Linked DNA regions of Homo sapiens: region 1 is linked to region 2. The links are chromatin contacts, found by Hi-C or POLR2A ChIA-PET in ENCODE. All regions are on one chromosome and are shown on one strand. The core of a region is the stretch at or near the end of the contact, and the rest is flanking DNA. Distances in the headings are between cores, read along the strand shown. Region 1 holds the start of ZNF263 (zinc finger protein 263). Region 2 holds the start of HMOX2 (heme oxygenase 2).

Region 1 (4,873 bases), core at 1,748-4,247, 1.2 Mb after region 2:
AGGAATCAACCATTTAGAGCCCCCCAGCATCCTGGAATACTGCATGTGTGTGATGCTGGCAGGTTGTCACCGCATTGGGTTTGCTCTGCCCTAGGAAGTGCACATGGCTCAGACTCGCCTTAGGCTCTGGCAGCTGGGACTCCAGTCCCGGGCTGCCTGTGCCAACTGTACCACTTGGCAGATACATGACTCTCGTACAGGGGACTTTAGACAAAGGGAAGTCTCCTGTGGAGGCTTCTTGGCAAAACTCAGAGTCTGTGTCCAGGAGGTGAATGAATAACGGGCAGGACCCTGGTCAGAAATGGCGCAGTCATCATCCCTGGAAAAGAAGTCCTTACCCAGTGAGTCCACATTCTCATAACTCTCCTGCACCGTGTCCCTGGAGAGGGCCCTCTTACTAGGATCCTGATGCCCCCACTCCTCCTGGGAGATGTACATTGCCACGTCCTCTAAGCTCTCAGGCAACTGAAACAGCACAAGATCTCCTTTAGCCCCTGATGCACCAAGAACAATTCAAGCAGAGTCATGGGTTAAAGGGGCAAAATCCAGGGATGCCAAGCACATGTCAGGGGGGAAGAAGGGTATCAGGCCTCCAAGTGAGGTGTGAAATAGACAAAGCAGTGGGGGAGACGCTGTGGTAAGGGACAAAGGACCTTCCACATGGAGAACCCCCACCCCCAACACTCAGGGGAGGAAGGGTGCTGGGGGGAGACAATGGAAACTTCCACATCACCTGGGGCCCAGTCATCTCCTTGTCTTCCATGTTCCCTTCAGGAGGAAAAAGAGAAAGCCAGGGAGCAGATAATGCTGAAGGTGACAGAAATTATAATGAGAATGGCATTCCTAACTCTTGGCAACCCAAGGATTATTAAAACACAGTATCCATTCCCCAACACCCAGCCTCTGCTTTTGGGAATGACGCTAAACTGCACAGAGGCCTAATCAGCTGATATCCAAAATGACAGGGTGAGAGGGAAGGAGTACCAAGAGTAGCACTCCAAACCCTGCGTCATTCAAGTGGTTCTAAATCGCCTCTGTTCTGCATAAAAAAGGGCTCTACTGAGACTCCCTTCCCTTCCCCCAGCCCCAGGAGAACCCACACCACCAACTGCAGGTCTTTCATTCCACAGGTGAGAACCTGATCTTCAGAAATTCCTTCTCCTTCGCATCATTGCTACATCCAGCTAGTGTCGGGGGCAACCCCCAAGCCCCTCCTCCCTCCCACCTGCCCAGATAACTGTGCCTCACCCCTCTCCTTTACAGCCTGGGGGTCCCTTTGGGGGCTGGGGCCTAGCAGCTCCTGCAGCCTGGGGCCAGGGCTTCGCTCAGTCTCCATTGGCTCCAGCTTGAAGCTCGGTGACTCTCGTGCTGTTTCCAGAGGCAAAGGCTCCTCCAAAAGCACTTCTGTTCCCCGCCCATGGTTTGTGACCTGGGAACCAACCCACATCACTCATCATCACAACAGGGCCCAAGAGGAAGGGAAATTAGTATAGGATACTGAGAGCAAACCTTCAACAGAGAACCTCAGGCGATCCCTTTGGGCCCAGGTAACAGAAAAATGGTTTACACTAAAGGCTTTTTTGATCCCATGTGCAGGGGGAGGGGTTAGGGAAAGGGCCCACTCCCAGAGCACACCTTCCCCACACAGCTCTTAAGATACACCTCACTCCCTTTTGCTCTCCCCACCTTTTCTAGGTGCTTCTATTCCTCACTATAGGATAGGCTAAATTGGGGTAGCCCTGGGGACCAATGACCTCAGGGCCTCGGTGCCAAATTATCTTTCAAAGTTCACAATTAACGGAGGCCCAGCTTTGCAGAGAAGACCAGACCGTGGACCCTAACATAACAACAGGTAACAAGTACTAAGCACTCATAAGCTAGTAGTGTTCACAACTTTACATGCTGCTCTCCCTCTAAGCCCTAGAAAGTATGTTAATATCCTCATTTTACGAATAGGAAAACAGGCCGAAAGAGATCAAGTAACTTGCCAAAGTAACAAAGCTAGTACTAGCAGATTGAGGATTTGAACGCTGGCGATCTAACTCCATGGCTAACACTAACTGTTGCAGGGACACCGCCTCCGCGTGGAAACAGGGCACTCTTCACTGCTTTCGTTCATTTGGGGGAAAATCTGGAGGATGAGTGTTCCAGGTTAAATCACAAGTCCTCTTCCCCACGTAAGGTCTACTCAGGGCAATTTACTTGAATTCGACCGGGGGCGCAATGTCCCAGTGCTCAGGGCTAAACAAACCACAGATAAAACAGCTCTCTCTCTCTCTCACCTGTTGTCTCAGTCTCCCAAGCTCTCTCTGCATATCCTCCACAAGGGTCACCGCTTCTTCGCCGCTCTCCGGATGCAGCTCCTGCACCCTGCTCTGGATCTCCTGGGGCAGGATGGTCAGGAACTGCTCTAACACCAGCAGCTCCAAGATCTGCTCCTTCGTGCGCATCTCAGGCCGAAGCCACCCATGGCAAAGCTCTTGGAGCCGGCTGAGGGCTTCCCGGGGACCAGCTGCCTCTTGGAAGCGGAACCGTCTGAAGCGCAAGTGGGAGGCCTCGGGGCTCGGTCCTGGGTCAGGTGGGGGCAGCTCCTGGCTCCAGGCGCAGTCCTCCTCCAGCTTCACTATCAGGAGCCCTTCCCGTTCCTGGGAGCCCGGGCCCGACGCCATCGTCAGGTCTCCAGAGCGCCTTAGCCCGAAACCAGCCGTGCCCGCCTACGAAGGCGCCCTGAACCCATGTAAGGTTGGACGGCGCCAGCAGGAGCCCGGGGCCGGGGGCTCCCAGTCCAGGCCGAGGAGCCCCGCTCCAGCCCAGGCGCGGCCGGCTCCGGCGCCTAGGCCTCAGTCGGTCCCAGGCGCCGCCACGCCGGCCCCGTGGCCCATCTGCGCCAGGACTTCCCCGAGGCAGGAACCGAGCGCCACGCTTCTCACCCTATATAGAGGACCCACGCAAGACTCAGACCTCTGCTCCCACGCCGGAAATCTCAGCGCGCAAGTTAGGCGTCCACAAGCCCACGGCGCCTGCTCGTGACCAATTTCCGGGTCACGTTTTGCGAACTCCAGCGCCCATTAGGTCAGGTTTCTCCACACACTCACCGCCTACCAATGAGAAGGGAAGATTGGCCTACGGGGACTGGATGAGCGAGGGACCAATTGGAGACGAGAGGCGGGGCCACGGGGCGCGCCCTGAAATTCTGGGAGTGACTGGGGGCAGGGCAGCTGGATCCAAGCGAAGAAAACAAGCCTGAGGTCGTTGTGACTGGCGGGCAACCTGGGTTAGAATTACTCCGGAGCGCTTGGGAAAACGCAGATCCCAGGGCCACGCGCTCTCCAGTGCGTCAGTGTCGGGGTGAGACCCGGAAATCTGAATTGTTAATCAGCTTCCCCGGATGAATCCTTTCCCAAGCCAGGCCCCACCCGCTTCGGCTACTCTGGGCTGGCTGAAGATGGTCCCATTGGCCCCTGCGGCCTCGTCGGCTCCGGAAGCCAGGGGCTCCTCGGCATGTCGGGGAGGCCAGGGAGCTAGCCGCCCGCCCAGTCAGTGGCGCCGCGTGGCCTGCTGCGCGGGGCCTGCTGGGAGATGCAGTCCGCGGCGCGGCCTCGCGACTGCGCGTGCGCCCTGGGCGAGCGCCCAAGAGCCCGGCGGTTCTGAAACCCCGAGTCCCGCGGAGAACCCTGCTGGGCTTTGGGCTCGCTTCTGCGGCTGGACGTCCCAGAGGAGCGCTCGGGTCTGGGTTCGCGGCACCTGCTTCCGATTTTAGACCGAATTTTAAATCTGCCCGAGATGTGCAGCGCCTGCAGTTCATTCTCCAAGTTTCAGTCTCTTACCCAGCCCTGCAAGGGCGGGATCTGCCTCCAGCTCCGCCGTGGACTGTGATAGTTGGGGGCGAGTGGCAGGAGGGCCGCAGGGCCGATTCCCTATTGGGCGCGGTTGTGGGCTTTGTGTCGGTGAGCGGGGCTGCCCAGTTGTGAGGCGGCCCAGGTCCTCCGGGCCATGAGATCCGCAAATGGAAGCGTCCTGGGATAGAATGTGACAATCAGTTACCGTGTATTGAGCGTTTATATGCAGATCGATCCTGAAAACACGTTAGTATGAAGCAGATGCTATTAGCAGCCCCTTCCTACAGGTGGTGGCACTGAAGTCATTTACTTGGGTCACACAGCTAGTCTGTCGTCAAAGGTGAGGCTACCATGATAGTAGAGGGTAATATGGGATTAAAGGGGTTTGTGATGACTAAGTGAAAAGAGTACTGATATTTTAGTTTTTTTCTTTTTTTTTTTTTTCCGAGACGGAGTTTCGCTCTTGTTGCCCAGGCTGGAGTGCAATGGCGCAGTCTCGGCTCACTGAAACCTCCCCCTCCCGGGTTCAAGCGATTCTCCTGCCTCAGCCTCCTGAGTAGCCGGGATTACAAGCGCCCACCACCACGCCCGGCTAATTTTTGTATTTTTAGTAGAGACGGGGTTTCACCATGTTGGCCAGGCTGGTCTCAAATTCCTCACCTCGAGTGATCTGCCCGCCTTAGCCTCCCACTGTGCTGGGATTACAGGCGTGAGCCACCACGCCTGGCCTTTTTTAAAAATTTTATTCCAGGGAAGATGACAGATCCACAGGCTGTCGTGGCAGATGCAGAGCCAGCGACCCCATAGCACTCAAGGTCCAGTTTGGAAAGCCTTGTTTGCTCCCTAGGACCATTCTGGTGGTTTTAGGCATTCCTGTTCTTTTGTTTTTGAGATAGGGTCTTGCTCTGTCGCCCAGGCTGAAGTGCAATGGCACGATCATTGGACATTCCTATTTCAAGAGACATAGATTCTAGACTCATAACCAATTGCAGAAGACTCTAGCCTCAAAACCACTTTTCTCTGACATTTACTAT
Region 2 (4,260 bases), core at 1,730-4,229:
GGATCACCTGGGAAACTCCAAAAAACAGATTCCTAGTCATAATCCCAATTTTACCAAAAAAGAAGCGTTTGGAAACCCCTTAGATCGACAAGCAGCATCCAAAGACACCAAAAACTTAGGCTCATCAAGTATTAACTTCCTGCCTCAGCCTCCCAAGTAGCTGAGATTACAGGTATGTGCTAGCATCCTACTTATTGTTCACTCTGATAGAATTTTTTTTTCTTTGAGATGAAGTTTTGCTCTTGTCGCCCAGGCTGGAGTGCAATGGCATGATCTTGGCTCACTGAAACCTCTGCCTCCCAGGTTCAAGCAATTCTCCTTGCTCAGCCTCCCGAGTAGCTGGGATTACAGGCTACTTTTTGCAAGGCTAATTTTTGTATTTTTAGTAGAGACGGGGTTTCACAATGTTAGCCAGGCTGGTCTCGAACTCCTGACCTCAGGTGATCCACCCGCCTTGGTCTCCCAAAGTGCTGGGATTACAGGCGTGAGCCACCGCACCCAGTCTAGGTCAAGTTTTTCATCTCTTTCCTTTCCAAGGAGTTAAAGCTGAATTTCAAATTTTACAGTGAAATACACAATTCTAATTTTCTTTCTTTCTTTTTTTTTTTTTTGAGATGCAGTTTTGCTCCTGTTGCCCAGGCTGGAATGCAGTGGCACAATCTTGGCTCATCGCAACCTCTGCCTCCCAGGTTCAAGTGATTCTCCTGCCTCGGCCTCCCAAGTAGCTCGGATTACAGGCACACACCACCATGCCCAGCTAATTTTTGTATTATTATTATTTTTTTCTTAGTAGAGATGGGGTTTTTCCATGTTGGTCAGGCTGGTCTCTATCTCCCGACCTCAGGTGATCCGCCCATCTCGGCCTCCCAAAGTGCTGGGATCACAAGCATGAGCCACTGCACCGGGCCCACAATTCTAATTTTCAAATATATCTTCCTCCTGGAGGAGTGATATTCCAGTTTTGGGTGCAATCCTGATGTAGAGCCCAACTGTCCTGTGAAGAGAGTCAGCTGTTAAAAGGAAACCAAAAAATCAAGGTAGCTCTAGCTGTCCAATTTTACAAGTTTTCAACAGACTTGATGAGGGGTGAGCTAAAGGCGGTCAATGCTTTATTGTCTGTAACTCACTGGCACTGGCATTTCTAGAGTTGCTCACGTTCCCCCTTTTGGTGACTCACAGCACTTCAACATGTTGCCACAGCCAAGGAAAAAAGGAAATCAAGTCAGACAATGGAGGAATCACAGGATTTCCCTCTTCACATCCCCAGGTAGATGAGGTCATTCAATGAGTGTGTTTCCAAGGCTCCACAAATTCCCACACCCTCACCAGTGTTTAAACCTGAATGTTTTATCTGATAACTTTTTCTAATTTCACCAAGTAAGCTTATATATGTCTTAACTGTGAACTCCTGATAAGCACAAATTTTGTCTTGTGATAATTTATTTTTTTCTTTTTTGAGACAGGGTCTCACTCTGTCACCCAGGCTGGAGTGCAGTGATGCGATCTCAGCTCACTGCAATCTCCACTTCGTGGGCTCAAGTGATCCTCCAACCTCAAACTCCCCAGTAGCTGGGATTACAGACACGCGCCACCCCGCCCGTTTAACTTTTTTGTATTTTTAGTAGAGACGGGGTTTCACCATGTTGGCCAGGCTGATCTCGAACTCCTGACCTCAGGTGATCCGCCTGCCTCGGCCTCCCAAAGTGCTGGGATTACAGGAGTGAGCCACTGCACCGGCCAGCGTTTCTTTCTTCAATCACACTCCACCTTGTCTGGTTTGTAGCGCCATCAACAAAACACAGTACGTAAGGATGGACAGCCACAGGCCACGACAACCGGCTCATCAGAAGCGATTTTTTTTTTTTTTTTTTTTTTTTTTAGATGGAGTCTTGCTCTGTCGCCCAGGCTGGAGTGCAATGGCGTGATCTCGGCTCACTGCAACCTCTGCCTCCCGGGTTCAAGCGATTCTCCTGCCTCAGCCTCCTAAGTAGCTGGAGCTACAGGCTCACGTTACCATGCCCGGCTGATTTTTGTATTTTTAGTAGAGACGGGGTTTCACTATGTTGGCCAGGCTGGTCTCGGACTCCTGACCTCAAGCAATCCGCCCGCCCTGGCCTCCCAAAGTGCTGGAATTACAGGCGTGAGCCACCGACCCGGCCCAGACGCGATTTAAATGGCATGACACAGGCAGGCCTCGTGCAAAGACTGCAAGGAGGTCCCGGCAGCTTTTGCAGGGCAATTAATCCACCCAGAGCACTGCGCTCAGAAAGTAATAGGTAAACCCGCGTCCGGACTAACCGGCTGCCCCCACACTTGATCCCTCCCAGTCCGACTCTGCTCCAGGGCGTACCAGGGTTCACTCGTGAAGTCACGACACCCACTCAAGGGGCACTTCCTATAGAGATAAGGGCATTAGAGGAAGGGCAGAGCCCCGGTCAATGCCAACAGCCCGGGAAACAGCCAAGCCGGGCTCCAATCTCTGCCGGCATCCCCTGTCTGCACCGCCGACGCCCCCAGCTACGACCCCGGGGGTCACCTCGCCCAGCATAGCCGTGACGCTGGGAGAGGGTGGGCCCAACGGGGACGCCAAAGAGAGCCATTCAGGCCTCCCCGCGCCCCCGGGGAGACGACTTCTGGAGAGCGGCGTCCGCGGTTTCGCCCTCCCCTGACAGCCCCTCCACGCCCTTCTTCGTCCTTCTGCCCGGCCTCACCCAGCTTCCGGCCGCCCCCGGCCGGGTCTCCCCTCAGACCGGCGCAGGGGACCCAAAGGGCTGTGGCCCGGCCAAGCCCAGGTCCGAAGGCCTGGACCGAGGCAGGGCCCGCGAAGGACGCAGCGCGGTCCGAGAAGCCGGGCGGAAGGAAGGCCCCGGGAGGGCGCGGACAGCTCACCTGCCGCAGGTCGCTGTCGCCTGTCCGCCAGCCTCCAGTCAGCGTGCCCGTCAGCGACTCCCTCAGGCGCCGCAGTCCCTGCAGCCCAGCGGACTGGCGCGAGGCCGGCGCAACGTGGGCACGCAGCGCGGGGCGGGGCCTAGAGATGACACGCCCCTTGTAGCTGACACGCCCTTGCCGGGGGCGGGAAGCGGAGTATGTGGCTTTCCCCAGGTCTCTGGAGGTTGCAGGCTCAGGCTCTGCTCAGCGGGGTAAGTAGGCGTGCTTCGGCAGGAACACTAGTGTTCACAAGAGCCGAGGTGTGTGAGGGTGCCTCAGGGTTGAGCACTTTTCTTCCCCAGTGTGGTTTAATCCTTGTACATCCACTCAGTGATGTAAGAAATAGGGTTGTCAACCGTGGCACCACCCACTTGGTCACTTGCCAATGCAATCTGCGAAACTGAGTCTCAACTCTGACACCTCGGTTACCAGTCTTGTATCTGATCTCCCTGTTGCATTATTCGCATTCTTCAAACAGCGGCCAGAATGACAGAATGATTTTTCTTTTTTTGAGACCGAGTTTTGCTCGTCGCCCAGGCTGGAGTGCAATGACGTGATCTCGGCTCACTGCAACCCCCTTCTCCCGGGTTCAAGCGATTCTCCTGCCTTAACCTCCCGAATAGCTGGGATTACAAGCGCCTGCCACCACGCCCGGCTAATTTTTGTATTTTTAGTAGAGACGGGGGTTTCACCATGTTGGCCAGGCTGGTCTCGAACTCCTGAGCTCAGGTGATCCACCCGCCTCGGCCTCCCAAATCACTGCAATTACAGGCCACCGCACCCAGCCCAGAGTCATTTTTTAGTTTTACTGAACACAAAGAAATTACTGAAATCGTGGGCCGGGTGTGGTGGCTCATGTCTGTAATCCCAGCACTTTGGGAGCCTGAGGCGGGAAGATCACTTGAGGTCAGCAGTTCGAGACCAGCCTGGCCAGCATGTTGAAACCCCGTCTCTACCAAAAATACAAAAAAATTTTAGCCGGGCATGGTGGCTCCTGCCTGTAATCCCAGCTACTCAGGAAACTGAGGCAGGAGAATCACTTGAACCCAAGAGGCGGAAGTTGCAGTGAGCCAAGATCGCACCACCACTGCACTCCAGCCTGGGCCACAGAGCAAGACTCCACCTTGAAAACAAAAAACAAAAACAAAAAAAAACTGAAATCAGTGCAAGTAGCAGCAACTTCAGAAGTGAGTTAGGGCTGGGCACGGTGGCTCCCACCTGTACTCCCAGCACTTTGGGAGGCTGAGGTGGGTGGATCACTTTAAGTCAGGAGTTCGAGACCTGCCTGGTCAACCTGGTGAAACCCCGTCTCTACTAAAAAATACAAAAATT

Evidence for each region. Hi-C counts contacts between places; a loop is a spot of excess contacts on that map. ChIA-PET counts read pairs that join two places held with the same protein, here RNA polymerase II (POLR2A). Pooled maps may share reads with other maps.
Region 1: a pooled map shows a loop between it and region 2 (6-fold over the local background). The contact joins the promoter of ZNF263 here to the promoter of HMOX2 in region 2. A Hi-C loop is called at or near these places in 4 of 50 pooled maps. POLR2A ChIA-PET finds 5 or more read pairs at or near these places in 2 of 52 experiments (CD4-positive, alpha-beta T cell and activated CD4-positive, alpha-beta T cell).

The regions. Positions count from the first base shown.
Region 1 is chr16:3,281,615-3,286,487 of GRCh38, reverse strand. ZNF263 (zinc finger protein 263) reads right to left here and starts at 2,997. Exons shown (of 6, transcript NM_005741.5): 1 at 2,283-2,997; 2 at 1,249-1,429; 3 at 734-807; 4 at 339-465. The coding sequence starts at 2,669. RefSeq lists enhancers at 2,005-2,508, 3,219-3,408, 3,519-4,024 and a silencer at 2,689-2,848.
Region 2 is chr16:4,475,117-4,479,376 of GRCh38, reverse strand. It overlaps HMOX2 (heme oxygenase 2), which reads right to left and starts at 2,979. Exons shown (of 6, transcript NM_002134.4): 1 at 2,890-2,979. It overlaps LOC124903636 (a long non-coding RNA gene), which reads left to right. Exons shown (of 3, transcript XR_007064964.1): 3 at 1-113. It also overlaps a transcript of NMRAL1 not described here. RefSeq lists an enhancer at 2,682-3,183.